Linked DNA regions of Homo sapiens: region 2 is linked to region 1. The links are chromatin loops, found by intact Hi-C in ENCODE. Cell type or tissue: mammary epithelial cell. All regions are shown on one strand. Each heading gives the region's core, and the rest is flanking DNA. Links, peaks and the distances in the headings are about the cores only.

Region 1 (8,296 bases), core at 1-8,000:
GCCCAGGCTGGTCTTGAGTTCTTGGCCTTAAGCGATCCTCCTGCCTTGGCCTCCCAAAGTGCTGGGATTACAGATGTGAGCTACCATGCCTGGCTTATGATATTTTAAATTTAGCTCATTTAATTTATCTTGAAATTATTTTGGTGTTTTGACTTGAGTTGGAGATTTAAATGGATCCTTTTTCTAGTAGTTAAATGTATTGTCTCATTGACATTTATTACTTTCCTTCTTCATTGATGTGCATTACTTCCCTTGTAATTCTGATTATCTGATGTGTTACATTGATTCTTCCATGTATATTATACATTCCATGATTATGCCTTGATACTATTCAGAAGTATCAATAGCCAAAATAAATGTTAAATTCTTGATTAAACAAAATCACTTTGTTTTAGTCTCTGTGATGAAATTGGGGCACAATATTCAAATATCCTCAGCTCCAAAATTCCTCTGTTGTGTTTAGGACCAGGTTTTTCATTTTCACACTGCCAGACCCAGAAGTTGAGTGGGAGACCTGTTTCTTTAGAAGGCAACGTCCTGGGTCCCAGGTTTCTATATGTTTACTCTTCCTAATTGTACACTTCCCCCCAACTTTCTCCAAATGGTCAAGGCTGCGTAAGTCAGTGTAGTGTACCATTTTATGCTTTCCCATAATAGAGGGTAAATTCAGAGTATACATACTTAAAGTATTACATAGATATTAACTAATATCATACCAATTGAAATTGTCACTATCTGTATCCTGATACATTTACCACAGGAATCTGTGAGTCTGCATTCAGCTGACTTGTGTGAGCTAAATGACCTGAACTGAGATAGGAGAAATAGTAGTTATGATTCAACAATTCCAGTAAAGAAACACATTTTCTAGCAGAGCTGTCCAACAGAGGTAGGAGTAGACTGAGAAGTACTGAGACCCTTGTTGTTATCTTTACTCAAGCAGAACTCTGTCAGCAGTGACTAGGAAAGAATTCCTGCTCTGAGGAGTAGATGGGGGAGGAATAGGGGGTCAGAATAAATTATTTCAATTTTCTGTGGTTCAGCTAATTGTTGCTTTGACTTTTGGATTAGTTATGATTTAATACAAAACTTTCTCTTTTTTTTAACAGGAAATAAAGGAAAAGAAGAAATTCTGTAAAACATATATAGAAGACCTTGTGAAGGAAGCCACAGAAATCAACATGAAAAATGAGGCTTTGCAGAAGCTTTGGCCACAGATGTTCATTGAGCTTGTTAGGGATGCAGTCATAGAAATTCGCAATAAAAATTCCTATATGAAGCTCTGCCTACAGCAGATAACAGACCAAAAATAAAAATGGCCTTTAGTTACAGTTGATTTTGGCAGTTTTATTTTTTGAAGGTTGAAAATATGCAGGTTATACATGTTAAAACAACAACAACACTATCCTATAAACTAGAAAGACTAGTATAAAAGCATTATTGCCCACTGTTCTCATAGCTAAAAGTTAAGAAGGAAGGAAGGAAAGCAGGAGAAAGGAAGGATTAATTGCCTGTATGTGAGGACCAAACAACCTTTGGGAACTAAACAGTTTTCAGAGATGGCGTGGCACTGCATCCTTGGTTCTTGCTTTGATTGGTGCCCTGCTATAGCCCAAAGCACGTAGTATTTGCTGATGATTCAGCATGAGCTGCATCTACCTACTTTTAGCTGATAATTTTCAGTTATTTCCCTTTTTATTTTATGTCATGATTTCAAAGCCAAAAATATGTTCTTTTTATGAGTGAAGAATAAACTTACTAACAAATTAGTCAAAATAAAGTATGTTTGCCTCCTTAATTCAGTCAGAATTGTCATATTTATTGTATGTTCCTCTTTAGTTAGGTACGGTTCCTGCTATTCACCTATATGGAGGATGCCCCATTCTTCTAGGAATGCATTCTCAGGGAACCACAGGAGGTCCTGGGAATCACTATGGGCAGAGAATATGCAAATGAGTCAAAACTGGGATAGGAAGAAAATGTTTTGTCTTAGGAGATCCTGAATGACTATAAAATGCTGTTACAAAGCAGTAAATCTGCTTCTCTGAAAGATGTTTCCTTCCATTGTTAGCTCTCAAATGCTCTTTTAATAGACATGCATGTGTACCTGTGTCTCAGAAGTATTAGGGATGCATGAGTGAAGGGTTCTAATTTTTAAAATTTCATTTGAAGATCAAATTCATGCTGGTGAGAAGGGTAGTAGGAGCCTATTACCATAGCTAGAGATGATGCCACTTCAGAAAAACAATCTTAGTCAATAAATAGGAATTTTTCGGTTTGCTTAGATTTTACCTAGCAGCTATTATGTCAGCAGGACCACCAGGATATGGGAAAACAGGACTAGAAGATGTACGACAGCAAAGACATGCAGAGACATGCAGAGACACCTGGAAGGAAGCTAGGTAAGCTGCTATTGCGGTTCTGAGAAAGACCCACATCCTTAAGATCTCTTGATTACTCTTCTCCCAAAAGGCGTGCTTAACTTTAACAGGTTACCATTTTTCTGATCATAGCCTTAAAAGGCTGTCCTGGTTTTTTCTTTTTCTTTTTTTTTTTTTGAGACAGAGTCTTGCTCTGTCACCCAGGCTGGAGTGCAGTGGCGCGATCTCGGCTCACTGCAAGCTCCGCTTCCCAGGTTCACGCCATTCTCCTGCCTCAGCCTCCCAAGTAGCTGGGTCTACAGGTGCCCGCCACCATGCCCAGCTAAGTTTTTGTATTTTTAGTAGAGACGGGGTTTCACCATGTTAGCCAGGATGGTCTCGATCTCCTGACCTCATGATCCGCCTGCCTCGGCCTCCCAAAGTGCTGGGATTACAGGTGTGAGCCACCATGCCTGTCCTGTCCTGGTTTTTTCATCTTGGCACTTAGGCCATCAGCTTACTAGTGTGTAACCTCAGTTTCCTCCTGATAGCACACACTTCGTAAGATAGTCATGAGAATCAAAAGAAACAATGCATGTAAAGCATTTCTCATCATGCCTGGCACACAGCAAACACCCAATACGTTGAGCTTTAATTATTACTCTTTTGGCTGTAGGTTGAACAATAGGGTTGGTGCCCTAGGACAGAGGAGCTATTAGCATTGCTTTCTGATCCTTTAGCCTCTCCAAACTGAAACATATGGACCATTTCTCATCTGGCTAGTAAACACTTATCTCTCCTGGGCTTATATCTTGTTTGGTATAGAAATGAGATCCCAGCTTGAAGGTGATGTTGAGAGGAGAACCAAGAGTATATTGTCTGTGGGATTCTGGCAGATTGGAAAGATGTAAGAACTTGTGACTCTTTGGGAGTCTGGGTAACTGTTCCCACTCTAGGCTTTGCAGATGAATGGACCTAGCTGTTTAGTAATCTGTCCAGCTTCCTGCATGTCTGTTCTCCCCTAACCCTCCCATCCCTGCTGCTAAAGAGACTTGACACTCACATGCTTTCTTGGCCCAGTCACCCTGGGAATCTTAGGAACACTAAGTCAGCACTCAATGAAATGGCAGCAAGCCATCCCAGCCACTGCTGGCTCTATGCAGACCTGCTTCAGGCCTGGTAATAGGGTCTCTCTCTTGTTCCTGAAACCAAGCCTCTTTATTCCTCAGCTTTGGTCTCTGCTTCCTTCCTACCTGAGTTCCCTTTCGCTCCTACCTGCTCCCACTACCCCATACTGATTTCTACTTCTTGAATCCTTACTTTGTCGGGTCTCAAACGTCGAATGGCGATCCTCCCATCTAGTTCTACACTCCAAACTCATTTTGCGTTCTGAAGTTCCTTGGTGAAGATAATCCCCAGATAAAAAGACAAGGAGACCTGGGTCTGCTGGGTTAGGGATCAAGTGAGGGTCCTATGTTGTAAGTGAGTGGTGATCTAGGGAACAAATTGCCATTTCTTCTTGGAATTTTCCAGGGTTTTCAGGGAAGGGGAAGAGATGCAAATCCCATAGTCTGAGACTCTCTAGGCTAGTGTGTGCTGAAGAATTGCTTTTTTTCAAAAGGGATCTCACGCAGAAACACTATTGCATTTGCCTCAAAAGCAGAAACATTTAGTACCCCCATTTAGGGAGATACTGTACCCGATGTTCTGGTACAGCAGCTGGATGGTGAAGTGTGCTGCTACACCTGAGGATGGTTACCAAGTGTGCAGGTGGACCTGAGGCTTGTTAACTGTGCTGCTGAGTCAGAGGATGGTGCTGGTATCAGCTCCTCACTTCCTGAGCTTCATTCCACTGAAGGCCTGGCATGTAAGACAGTGCAACCCTACCATGCTCCTGATCTATTCCTGATTGGGCAAGGAATGCACTGGGATTCATATTCTCTTCAATGAGTAATCATCATAACAACAAAGATTCATTGAGCAATGTCTTGCACTATTATAAGCTCTTTGTATACATTCTCATTTAATCTCCTAACACTGCGATATATATATGATAGCAATCCCATTTGAACACTAGAAAACTGAGGCATAGAGAGGATGAAAAAAAACGTAACTAAGGGTATTTCAACCAATAAATAGTAGACAGTACCCACATTCACTGTTAGTCTTAAGGATCTGGCATCTGGGAAGAATTTTGATGTCCATGGTCGTTCCTAATCCACTTTCATGTTTTGTCATTATGCTGAGGAATAGCAAATAAAAGATGAGAATTTCTCAACTGTGTCTACATGTGAAGCATATCGTAGACATTATGTGCGGTATAAATACTAACAAATGTATAAGTACACATGTACAATATTGTGTATTATTTAAGGATATACATATTAAAGTGTAAAATATTGGCAGCTGGATTCATTGCAATAATGTGTAGAGAATCAACTTCAGGAGGGGGCAATAATTAAATTAGGGGGACCAGTTGGGAAGGTACTGCATTATTCTAGGCAAGAGATAATTGTGACTTGGATCAAGGTGATAGCGGCAGAGGCGTCAGAAAGTAGTTGGATCTTGGGTATATTTTAAAGATGAAGCAACAAGATTTACTGACAGAACTGGATATGGAGTATGAGAAACAGTAGTCAATGATGGCCACAAGGTTTTTGGCTTGAACTACCGAAAAGATTGAGTTGCCATCAACTGAGATGAGAGCAATCTGTGAATGGAACATCTGCTGGGAGGAAGGATCAGGAATTCCGTCTTATGGAATACACAATGCATCTCAACATGTACAATATATACAAGATATACCACACATCTCAGCATATGTTGAGATGGTTGTTAAATATCCAAGTGCAGGTGTTAAGTAGGTGTGAATATGAGTTGGGAGTTGAGAAGTATAGATTGGGCTAGAATTATAGAATTTGGAGTCATTGGCGTATAGCAGTACTTGTTTATGCTATCTTTATATTTAAGAGAATAAACCTATCACTTGCTAAATAAGATTATCATAGTGTACTTGCGGTTTTTTTGTTTGTTTGTTTGTTTTTTTGAGACGGAGTCTCACTCTGTCACCCAGGCTGGAGTGCAGTGGCACAATCTCAGCTCACTGCAACCTCTGCTTCCTGGGTTCAAGCAATTCACCTGCCTCAGCCTCCCGAATAGCTGGGACTACAGGGGCCCACCACCACACCCTGCTAATTATTTTCTATTTTTAGTAGAGACAGGGTTTCACCGTGTTAGCCAGGATGGTCTCAATTTCCTGACCTCATGATTCGCCTGCCTCGGCCTCCCAAAGTGCTGGGATTACAGGCATGAGCCACCGCGCCCAGCCTGTACTTGCCTTTTTATTTTGATTGTTATCTGAGTTTTTCCTTCTGTTTTTCTTTGTGATTTTCCTTCTGTTTTTCTCCTATTGTTTTTCTTTGTGATTTCATTTATTGTAATTCAGAATTTACTGCTTATTCAGAAAGCAGTTAATGATTCACCTATATTTTCTCTTGGTTTGATTCCATGATTTTCTATCATTAACAGTTTGTTGACAGACCAAAAAACATCCTATTCATCTCTTTGGGCAAACCTGGGCTTTATTCTCCCATCTCACAGTTTATTTAATAAATTAAAAAAGGAAAGAAAAGAGAAAGAAGGGGGACAGAGAATCTGGCTAGTTAGCCTCAAGGCAAAATGCAAAATAGAATAAAGAGAGACTACTCAGGAAAATATTTTATTTAAATCTTGAAGAACAAAGGTTAGTTTTTATAATCTGCTTTTATGGGTCAGATGGAGATGGAGTGGTTACTGTTGCCAAGAACTTCAGAGCCAAGTTTGAAATTTAATCACAGCAACTGTGTTAACCAGTATTGATGGAATGTTTAGTATATTTGATCCTGATTTTCTACTTATGTTTATGTTTTCATGATTCATTGTATGTGTCTTTTGTTGCAAAATACCTCAAATCCTTTATGGAAAGAGTTAAAGTATATTCAAAGCTCCAAAGAATAAATTACTCCTAAAGAATAAATATACTCCTTGGGGAGTGGAATAGTTTGCAGTTTCTCTTCAGGAGACAATGAAACTATTTATTAATTCCTTTTACAAGTGCCCCTAAGCCTGAGTCCTCAGAGAGTCGACTTCTTCTCTTTGTTTATCTTGAAATGTTTCAGTGTGCAGAAATGCCTGTAGAATCATATCTCAAATAAATGCCCTATATCTACCACCAAGCATAACATCTTAATATTTTTCCACACTCGCTTCAGATTTTATAAATCAAACATTGCAAGTAGACATGGAGCCCCTATGCACCTTCTTTCCCTCCCTCCAGGTAACCACTATCCTGAATTTTATGCTTATTCATTCATGTTCTTCTTTTTTTTTTTTTTTTTTTTTTGAGACGGAGTCTCCCTCTATCGCCAGGCTGGAGTACAGTGGCGCAATCTTGGCTCACTGAAATCTCTGCCTCCTGGGTTCAAGCGATTCTCCTGCCTCAGCCTCCTGAGTAGCTGGGATTACAGGCGTGCACCACCACGCCTAGCTAATTTTTGTATTTTTAGTAGAGACGGGGTTTCACCATGTTAGCCAGGATGGTCTCAATCTCCTAACCTCGTGATCCGCCTGCCTCTGCCTCCTAAAGTGCTGGGATTACAGGCATGAGCCACCACACCTGACCTCATTCATATTTTCTGGCTGTTCCTATTTATGCATAAATGCATAGGGAGCTTATTGAATTAAGTTTTTATATTTTCTAATTTTATATAAATGGGGCCATGCAATATGTATTCTTCTGCATTTTTTCACTCAATATTATGTTCCTGAGGATTATATTCATTGATGGGAGTAGTTCCACTTCTTTCATTTTTGCTGCTATTTGATATTGGGTTGTACAGCCCATGAGTGATTTATGTAACTGTTTTCCTGTTGGTGGGCATCAGGAGTTTTCTAGTTTAAAACTAGTACAGACAATGCTGCATTGAATATGCCTGTTCACATGTGTGCTTTAGGAGTACACAGTAACTGTGGAATTGCTGAGTCATATGGACACATTCAACTGCATTAAATATTGTCAAATTGCTTTCTAGAGTGATTCGTATCAGTTTACACTCCCACAAGTAGAGAATACAACTTCCAGTTGTTCCATATATTCACTAACAATTAGGACTTTCATTTTTTACAATCTAATGTGTTAGTGAACCTGTGTGTGTGTGGGGGGGGGGGCGTACGTGAAAGTGGCTTTTTGTGTAGAGAAGAGATCTTTCAAGGATTTTTTTAAAAGACAAAGTTTACATATGGTGAAATGCACATAAGTGTATAATTTGATGAATTTTGAAAATATCAACATCCCAATTAAGAATTCCAACATTTTAATCACTTCAGAAAAGTTTTCTTAGTCAATCCCTGGCCATCCCCTACAAGCAAGTATTGCTCTAATTTCTTTCACCATTGATTAGTTTTGTCTGTTCTGGAACTTTCTGTAAATGGAAGCATACAATAGGTATTCTTTTGTGTCTGACTTGTTTTACCCAACATAATGTTTTTGAGAATCATTCATATTGTTTCATGTATCAATAATTTTTTATTTCTTAGTATAAAGGTATCATGGTTTTCTTATCCATTCTATTGAGTTGTTTCCAATTTGGGGCTCTTGTGAATGAAGACATGTTTGTACAAATCCTTTTGTGCAGTGGAGCTGTTGAGTCAGAATAGTTGTAAGTTTAACTTCATAAGAAACTGCCATTAATTTTTTTAAATAGTGGTTGTACAATTTTACACTCCTTCCAGCAATGTATATAGAGTTCTGGTAGCTCCACATATGTGCCAACATCTGTTGTTTTGAACTTTTTAAATTTTCAGCTATTCCAGTGTGGCCTTTTCAGGTTGTTGCTTTAATTTTATTTTCCTTGGTGTCTAATGATGTTGATCACATTTTTATGCATGTTTTGGTCATT
Region 2 (8,334 bases), core at 204-8,203, 200 kb before region 1:
CCATTGAGTGAGTGTGATGATAGAGATACGCATTCAGTCAACAAACATGTCCTATGTGCTGGGTGCTGTGCTAGGTGCTGAAGATACAATGAACGAAGCAAGCATGGTCCTTGAATTCACCGAGCTCCTATTCCTGTGAGGGAGACACAATGATAGAATCACAATTGTGGAAGGTGCTAGGCATAAAATGTACAGAGTACTACAGCAACAGAGAAGAAAGGAAACACAGCCAGCTCTGGGGTGGGGATTGGGGGTGGTGGAGAAGAGGCAGCGAAGTTTTAAAGGCTGACTAGAAATCAGTCAATCAGAGGACCTAGAGGTGGGGGTGCAGAGGCATGTAGACACAAAATAGCCCCCTATGCTCAGGGAACTAGCTGGAATCACGGGAGCGTGAACTGTTGACAGCGTGAACTGTTGAGGCAATGGGCTGAGGAGATGATGTGAGTGGGTGTCACATCTTAATGAGCAGATTGAGGAATCTGGGTTTTCTCCTGTAGGCTCCAGGAGCTGAGAACATTCACATCGGGTGATGGCTGCTGCCATGCGAGCCTGGGTCCAAACAGGGGATAGTGTGGATCCTGTTCTTGGCTACATCTCCTCCTGCTCTGGGTGCCTGCCCACTGGGCTCTGTCAGCTCACCGAAGAACCCCAGGGATTTTCTGGGGTCAACTCTATGCCAGTGGGCAGCAGGAAGGGCTTCAGACTGAACACTTGCTGAGACTCAAGCCACGGGAGCTGGGCAGTTCTGGAGGAAGAGCAAGAGGGGTTCAGGCAAGAGGCCTACCCATACTGAGGCTTGGTTTCTCCTAGACCTCCATAGGGGATCTTTCCAGGCCTTAAACATAAGTAGAGCTTTAATCCTGGCTAATGATACAATCTCACAAATTTAGCCCTCAGGATAGGGATGGCTATTTGCCACTGCCACAGGAAAATAAAGTTATAAGGATAAACCACTTGGGGCTATTTTACATACTCTGATATTGTCTGACTAGGGGACTGCCTTCTCGAGACTGTGAGCTGTCAGTGACTAAGGGTTCATCATTTTTATGCTCTCGGTACTTGGCACAGAGCTAAACGAATCAGGCCTTGCATTATAAAGCACTGATCTATCTACTTTGTCATACACTATGGTCCAGCTTTCCTGCCCTACCCTGGTGGGCTGACTTTTCTCCCCTAACAACTGTCTCTACTGGTCTGCCCCGAATCTCTGGGTCCAGAAGTCTGACCCTTTAACCTGGGGAAGGGTGAGCCAGTAATAGAGAATGGCTCTGGGCCCAGTATTCTTCCACCCTTGAGTTGAGTATTCTCCCAGTGAAGTAGATATACGCTTGCCAGGACAATCCTGCAGAACCTTAACAGCTAAACGCCTGGGACAGGGTCCTAGAAGAAAGAGAGCTCCTAATAAGTGCCTGTTGGCATCCACCAGAATGTGCAAGTTCTGTCATTTCCCCACTCTCATGTCTATGTCTATGTTTTATCTCCTTTCAACAGCAGGAACAAAACACCAGTCCTTAAGGGCCTGGGCATTAGTGGACAGGAGCCAAGGTGCCTGAGGACAAAGCTCGGGACCCGGGACAAGGTTAAACAAGTGCCATAGCAGCTCCAAACTACCCAAAACCCAGGAACACCCCCCCCCCGCCCCCCGCAAGGCAGCAAGATGATGCAAACATAAAGGTCTGGTGGGAAAGGCTGTGTGAAAATGGGAATCCCCCAGGGCGGAGGAAGTAAAGCAGCAAGTCCTCTATCCGTCTCAAATTACCTTGAAATCCCACCTCCTGGAATCCCCCATCAGCAAGTGTCCGCTGTACCTGGCCTGCTACCACCTAAAGACTGAGCGCAGCCAGCAGGACTGGGAAAGGCAGGGCGATGATGGCAGTGAAGGGTAAGCGGGACCACTCGCAAGGGGAGGGGAAGGCGGGTAGGGATGGACTTTGCGGCGATGGGGAGGTGGTGTCTTGAGGGAGCCCACAGAGAAGAGGCCTCCTCCAGAGGAGGGGGTGGCTTGGATGGCCCGTGAAAGTCCTCCTCCTGGATCCCTGAACATCCCCACGTCCAGGCCCCTCAGATCCCGGCCGCCAGCCCTGGGAGCCTCGGTTGGGCGACGAAGCTGCGGGCTGGGGCACCGGCTGCCTCCACGGGCCGGTTCTGACTCAGGGGCTCGGCCCGGAGCTGCTTCCCCGGCGGCGGGGCTGACTCAACCCCCTCTGCCCGAGGAGTTGTCGCGCGCAGTCAGCGCCCCGAACTCGCGCGCGGCCCGGCGCCCCCTCGGGGCCCACCTCCCGGGCCAGCCGCCGCGCCTACCTGTGCCCGCGGCTCGGCTCCTCCTCGCTCGCGCTGCCCCAGCCGGGGCTGAGGTACCGGGCCGGGTCCCCGGCGCCCCGAGTCTCCGCCCCCTCCTCCTCGTCCTCCAACTCGTCCACGTCCTCGGCCTCCTGGATGGCGACGCGGATCTGCACCGCCGTCTTGGGCCCGGGCCGAGCCTCCCCGCCGGACTGGGCCATGGCTCGCGGGACTGCGGCGCCGCCGGGGTCCTCACGCCGCAAGGCCCAGCCAGCCGGTCGGCAGCGACTGCGACGAGGGGGCGGGGGCGGTGCGAGCGCGCCTGCCGCTCGGCCCAGGGGAGGGACAGGGGTCGCGGCGCCCCGCCCCGCGCCGCCGCCGCCGCCGCCGCCGCCGCCACCACCCCGACCGCTAGTGGAGCGCCCGCGCAGGCGGGGCCTCGGAGGTGGAGGGCGGCTTTCCGGAGCTCCTCCGACGGAGGCCCGTCCCGGAAGGATCCCCGCGACCCCCGATCACTCCCTCCGTCTTTTCGCCGCTGTGGGGCCCCAGCCCGAGAGGAGGTGTCAGGGCTCCCTCCTCCTGCGCCTTCTTTCACGGCGCCGCAGGGATGGGCGCAGCACAGCTGACTTCTGTTTGTGCTTGACTCCGGGGGTGGCAGCCAGAGACCACAGCTCCAGGGGCTTCCAGGCCTCCTGCGTGTCTCCCCCACTGGCCTGCCAAGATCAGAAAATTTCCATCGTTAGTCTCCTTGACATAATAACCACCCTAGACCGCGTCTTAGGAGGTCAGGGGCTTGGCTCCTGCCTTGCCCTGTATCAGTTTTTCTCCAAGTGTGGTTCCCAGACCAGGAGCATCAGCTGCACCGGGGAACTTGTTAGAAATTGAATTCTCAGGGCTCATCCAGACCTCCTGAATCAGAATCTATGATTCAGAACTTTGTGTTTTAACAAGGCCTCTAGGTGATGCTGAAGTTCACAAAAGTTCGAAAGCCGATGGCCTATAGAGTATGCCCTGCACATAGTATGCACTCAGATGTTTGTTGAATGAATAAAGGGAGCTATTGAAATGTCAGGATGTTCTAAAACACTGCCACCTTTTCACGTGTAACTTCAAATTGAGTTCCATCTCACCTCTCCAAATGTGACCCAGAAACTAGGGACAGGAGCATAGAAATGAATAAGACCGGCCGGGCGCAGTGGCTCAAGCCTGTAATCTCAGCACTTTGGGAGGCCCAGGCGGGCGGATCACGAGGTCAAGAGATCGAGACCATCCTGGCCAACATGGTGAAACCCTGTCTTTACTAAAAAAAATACAAAAATTAGCTGGACGTGGTGGCACGTGCCTGTAATCCCAGCTACTCGGGAGGCTGAGGCAGGAGAATCACTTGAACCTGGGAAGCAGAGGTTGTGGTGAGCCGAGATTGTGCCACTGCACTCCAGCCTGGGCAACAGAGCGAGACTCCGTCTCAAAAAAAAAAAAAAGAAAAAGAAAAAAAAAGAAAGAAGGAAAGAAGAAAAAGAAATGAATAAGACCTGAATCTGCTTTCATGTAGCACTTTATTTAGAGCCTTAAACATAATTTATCATATTAATTTGCCACACTGGGACCCCAAAACAACAGAACCCTGGACCAATACATTTGTTTTGATATAGAAAGACAAGTTAGGATAGGCTTAGGAAATGAGGTCTCCTGGAGGGCAGTGTCCTTGTAAAAGAACACCATGTATAGGGTCCTGGGTGTCTGGGCAGGGCTGGGGAGAGACCCAGGGGCCCAGCGAGGACAGCCCCTCTTCTTAAGGACACTAGAATCTGTGTCCCTTTCTTTGTCGGACCTCTGTTTTGATAGAAGAGGTCCTAAAATAAGTAAGTAAAGGAAGAGAGAGAGACCTTTGGTGCTATTGCTGTTTCTGCACCAGAACAGCTCACAGCCCTGGATCTGAGCTACTGGGAAAGGAAGAGGCAAGAGGCTGACAGTGTCTTTTTCCAGCCAGCTGTGCCTCCCTCCAGGGCTATAGATCCTCTGCAAACACCTGTGATGAGGCTCAGAAGGAAAGAGCTGCAGCAGCCACCATGCCTTCCAGTTTGATAATTTCGGTTCCTGAATTTCACAAAGTGATACCCATTATCTATCTCATTTAAGCCATCTCGTGTGGCAAAGACATCAGGGGTTGTTATCCTTACCCACAATGATGGCTCACATTCATCTCAGGTTTTATAGTTTATGAACAATTCATACATGTCTTTTCAGGGTTTCCAAATGCCTGATCATAAGAGTCCCCTGGGGACTTTTCTTAAAATATAGATTCTGAAAATACAGTTTGAAAACTGACAGTTGGTGGGTGAATCTGGGCTGTAGAAGCGTTTTACTTGGTGAGAGTTTTGAAAAAAAGAAATTGAATTTATATGTCCTTACATTCAAACATATCTGCCTATGTTGTTTCTGTTATTACTTATTTCTGACTCCTCATAAAGGAATTTTGGATCTAGAAAGAATGTCAGACATCATCCAGCTCGGAGCTGCTCCTGGTAGGGAATGGGTAGTCTGGCAGAGTACCCAAGAATGGGTACTCTTAGGGGTACCCATTAAGTCATAGCATAAATATGGGGCATCTTTCTGGGGTATCAATTTTACTTAGCTATTTGAGAGAACAGCCACAATGTATATATTAAAACAACTTGGAATATCTGTGAAATCAAATGCAAAACTTGCACGGAATGTTTAAGGCAACTCACATAAGTTTCTCATTTATAGTAGTTGGCTTAGAATAATGCCTAGAGGAGCGGAGGACAGAAACCCTCATTTGCACTAGGGGTATTTCATGGGAGAAGTCCAACTCGATCACGTTTGCAATGAGGAGAGTGAGTCCCAGTGAGGCTTAGAGGGAAGGGCCTCTTCTTCCACTTTGTTGCACCCGATTTTGTCTAGCAGGGAGCCTTCATCTAGGAACACTTGCTGATTTGCTTTGATTAGTCCTACCCACATACCCATCATTTGTGTCACTGGTGAAGAAACCAGGGCTTTTAAAGGGCTCCTTTCGATTTCCAGCTTATTCCTCCCCAGAGCCGTGGCAGGGGAAGGGAGGCCAGTCCCACCCAGGCCTGTCTTGAACATCATTGCAGGGAGTTTGCATCACCACTGAGATGATTAGCAAAGCCTCTTTAAACAAAATCATGACCTCAGCCTGGAGTTGGCATCTTTCCCTTCCCTGGAATCTTGACAGCTCATTTTCATAGTAAACTCACAAGGGGAAACAGCTTTTTCCATAGCTCCTGAGGATGAAACAAAAGGAAGCACATTGACAAGCCATCAGGATGGACTGAGATTAGGTTGAAGGAAAAACTCAACCCTAGAAGACCTTTCCAGTATATACAAGGGTGTTGTTTGGAATCAATTGGAAATATTTTTGAGTGTGCCTGGCACTACAGCTGGAAACCAAGGACTTGGAATAAGATATTGTGGTGAAGCTGGGAAGTTGGGACAAGGCTAAGCGTTGAAGAGAAGAAGAGTAGTCCCAGCTACTCGGGAGGCTGAGGCAGGAGGATCCCTTAAGCCCAGGAGGTCGAGGCTGCAGTGAACCATGATGGCACCACTGCACTCCAGCTTGGGCAACAGAGACCCCATCTTCAAATTAAAGGAAAAAAAAAGGGGTCTGTTTTAACTGTAGGTTCAGAGGGCATTTTTATCTACTCATTTAATCATTTGTTTAAGCATGTCCCAAATACCAGGACCTGTGCTATACTCAATTTTGTAAAATGCCTGAGACATGATCCATGAATACCAAGAGATGGAGGGAGCCTAGGAAAGACAGCCTTCAATAATAAGACTGTGTCTATGCACTAAATGCTGTAACAGAAATCCATATAGGGAGGCACAGCCAGTGAAAACATCCCCAAGGATGCTTTGAAGCTGACTAGAAAAGCTCACACATAAGCAGCAGGGTATAATGGAAACACGCTCACTTTATTATCAAATAGATCTGAATTCAGACTCCAGCCTTGCTGCTGCTTAGCTTCATAACCTCTCTGCTGTTCAGTTTTCTTACCTGTAAAATGTTCTGAATGATCCTCACTTAATTGAGTTGGGCTCACAGATAAAACTAGGTTGTTTGTGAAAAATGTCTAGCACAGACCTGGCCCAGATTAGACACTCAGTGTATGCTAGTAGATTATGATGCAGCGTTCCAAGAACCTTCATACCAAGAAAACCTTAGCCTGAATGGGAAACACAAACATTCCAGTTGCTGAGTATGTATATTGCTCCATTGTAAATTAATAAATCAGTTTTTTTCTAGATGCCATACTCTTAAAAGTTGAATCTGGTCTGCAGAAGTGTTTTGCTTCAGAGCCAACCTAATCCTGAATACACTGACAAAATCGAGGACTTCCCTGGCCAGAAACCAGCATCTTTCTATAGTTTCTTTTTTTCTTTTTCTTTTTTGAGACAGGGTCTCACAGCTGGGTGCAGTGGCTCACGCCTGTAATCCCAGCACTTTTGGAGGCCGAGGCGGGCAAATCACTCGAGGTCAGGAGTTCGAGACCAGCCTGGCCAACATGGCGAAACCCTGTCTCTACTAAAAATACAAAAAAATTAGCCAGGCTTGGTGGCGGGTGCCTGTAGTCCCAGCTACTCAGGAGGGTGAGGCAGGAAAATCGCTTGAACCCGGGACGTGGAGGTTGCAGTGAGCCGAGATTGTGCCATTGCACTCCTGCCTGGGCGACAGAGCGAGACTTGGTCTCAATTAAAAACAAAACAAAACAAACAAAAAAAGGACCAAGAAGCAGCTTCTCTGCTCCTTCTGGAATCTCCGCCTGGTTCAGCCCGCCTGCCTCCACTCCTGCCTCCACCATGTCCATCAGGGTGACCCAGAAGTCCTACAAGATGTCCACCTCTGGCCCCCGGGCCTTCAGCAGCTGCTCCTACACAAGTGGGCCCAGTGCCCGCATCAGCACCTGAGATTCTCCCGAGTGGGCAGCAGCAGCTTCTGGGGTGGCCTGGGTGGAGGCTGGGTGGTGGGGCCAGTGGTATGGGAGGCATCACCGCTGTCACGGTCAACCAGAGCCTGCTGAGCCCTCTTAACCTGGAGGTGGACCCCAACATCCAGGCTCTACACACCCAAAGAAGGAGCAGATCAAGGCCCTCAACAACAAGTTTGCCTCCTTCATAGACAAGGTATGGTTCCTGGAGCAGCAGAACAAGATGCTGGAGACCAAGTGGAGCCTCCTGCAGCAGCAGAAGATGGCTCGGAACAACAAGAACAACATGTTCCAGAGCTATATCAACAACCTTAGGTGGCAGCTGGAGACTCTGAGCCAGGAGAAGCTGAAGCTGGAGGTGGAGCTTGGCAACATGCAGGGGCTGGTGGAGGACTTCAAGAACAAATATGAGGATGAGATCAATAAGCGTACAGAGGTGGAGAATGAATTTGTCCTCATCAAGAAGGATGTGGATGAAGCTTACATGAACAAGATAGAGCTGGAGTCTTGCCTGGAAGGGCTGACTGACGAGATGGACTTCCTCAGGCAGCTGTTTGAAGAGGAGATCTGGGAGCTGCAGTCCCACATCTCGGACATATCTGTGGTGCTGTCCATGGACAACAGCTACTTCCTGGACACGGTCAGCATCATTGCTGAGGTCAAGGTGCAGTAGGAGGAGATTGCCAACCGCAGCCAGGCGGAGGCTGAGAGCATGCACCAGATCAAGTATGAGGAGCTGCAGACGCTGGCTGGGAAGCTTGGGCATGACCTGCAGCCTATAAAGACTGAGATCTCCGAGATGAACTGGAACATCAGCCGGCTCCAGGCTGAGATTAAGGGCCTCAAAGGCCAGATGGCTTCCCTGGAGGCCACCATCGCAGATGTGGAGCAGCGTGGGGAGCTGGCCGTTAAGGATGCCAACGCCAAGCTGTCCGAGCTGGAGGCCTCTCTGCAATGGGCCAGGCAGGATATGGTGTGGCAGCTGCGTGAGTACCAGGAGCTGATGAATGTCAAGCTGGCCTTGGGCATCAAAACTGCCACCTACAGGAAGCTGCTGGAGGGTGAGGAGAGCCGGCTGGAG

Evidence for each region. A loop is a pair of places that touch in the nucleus more often than their neighbours do. Peaks named below come from ENCODE experiments on the same cell type or tissue, not always from the same donor. Only the 100,000 strongest peaks of a DNase experiment are listed, where the experiment ranks them.
Region 2: a loop joins it to region 1, with 2.7 times the contacts of the local background. A loop is called at or near these places in 2 of 110 quality-filtered maps.

The regions. Positions count from the first base shown.
Region 1 is chr15:71,048,300-71,056,595 of GRCh38, forward strand. LRRC49 (leucine rich repeat containing 49) reads left to right here. Exons shown (of 16, transcript NM_017691.5): 16 at 1,110-5,359. The coding sequence ends at 1,313. Among named protein-coding and RNA genes, the nearest start is that of THSD4, 63 kb to the right of the region's middle. In mammary epithelial cell, for the core only: no CTCF peak of the experiment used is centred there; DNase peaks (open chromatin) are centred at 792, 2,372, 4,232 and 7,362; H3K27ac peaks cover 7,131 bases.
Region 2 is chr15:70,851,588-70,859,921 of GRCh38, forward strand. It overlaps LARP6 (La ribonucleoprotein 6, translational regulator), which reads right to left and starts at 2,570. Exons shown (of 3, transcript NM_018357.4): 1 at 2,302-2,570. The coding sequence starts at 2,501. It also overlaps a transcript of LRRC49 not described here and the pseudogene KRT8P9. RefSeq lists an enhancer at 1,959-2,460. In mammary epithelial cell, for the core only: a CTCF peak has its summit at 3,275; DNase peaks (open chromatin) are centred at 1,034, 1,774, 3,194 and 5,434; H3K4me3 peaks cover 2,111 bases; H3K27ac peaks cover 2,813 bases.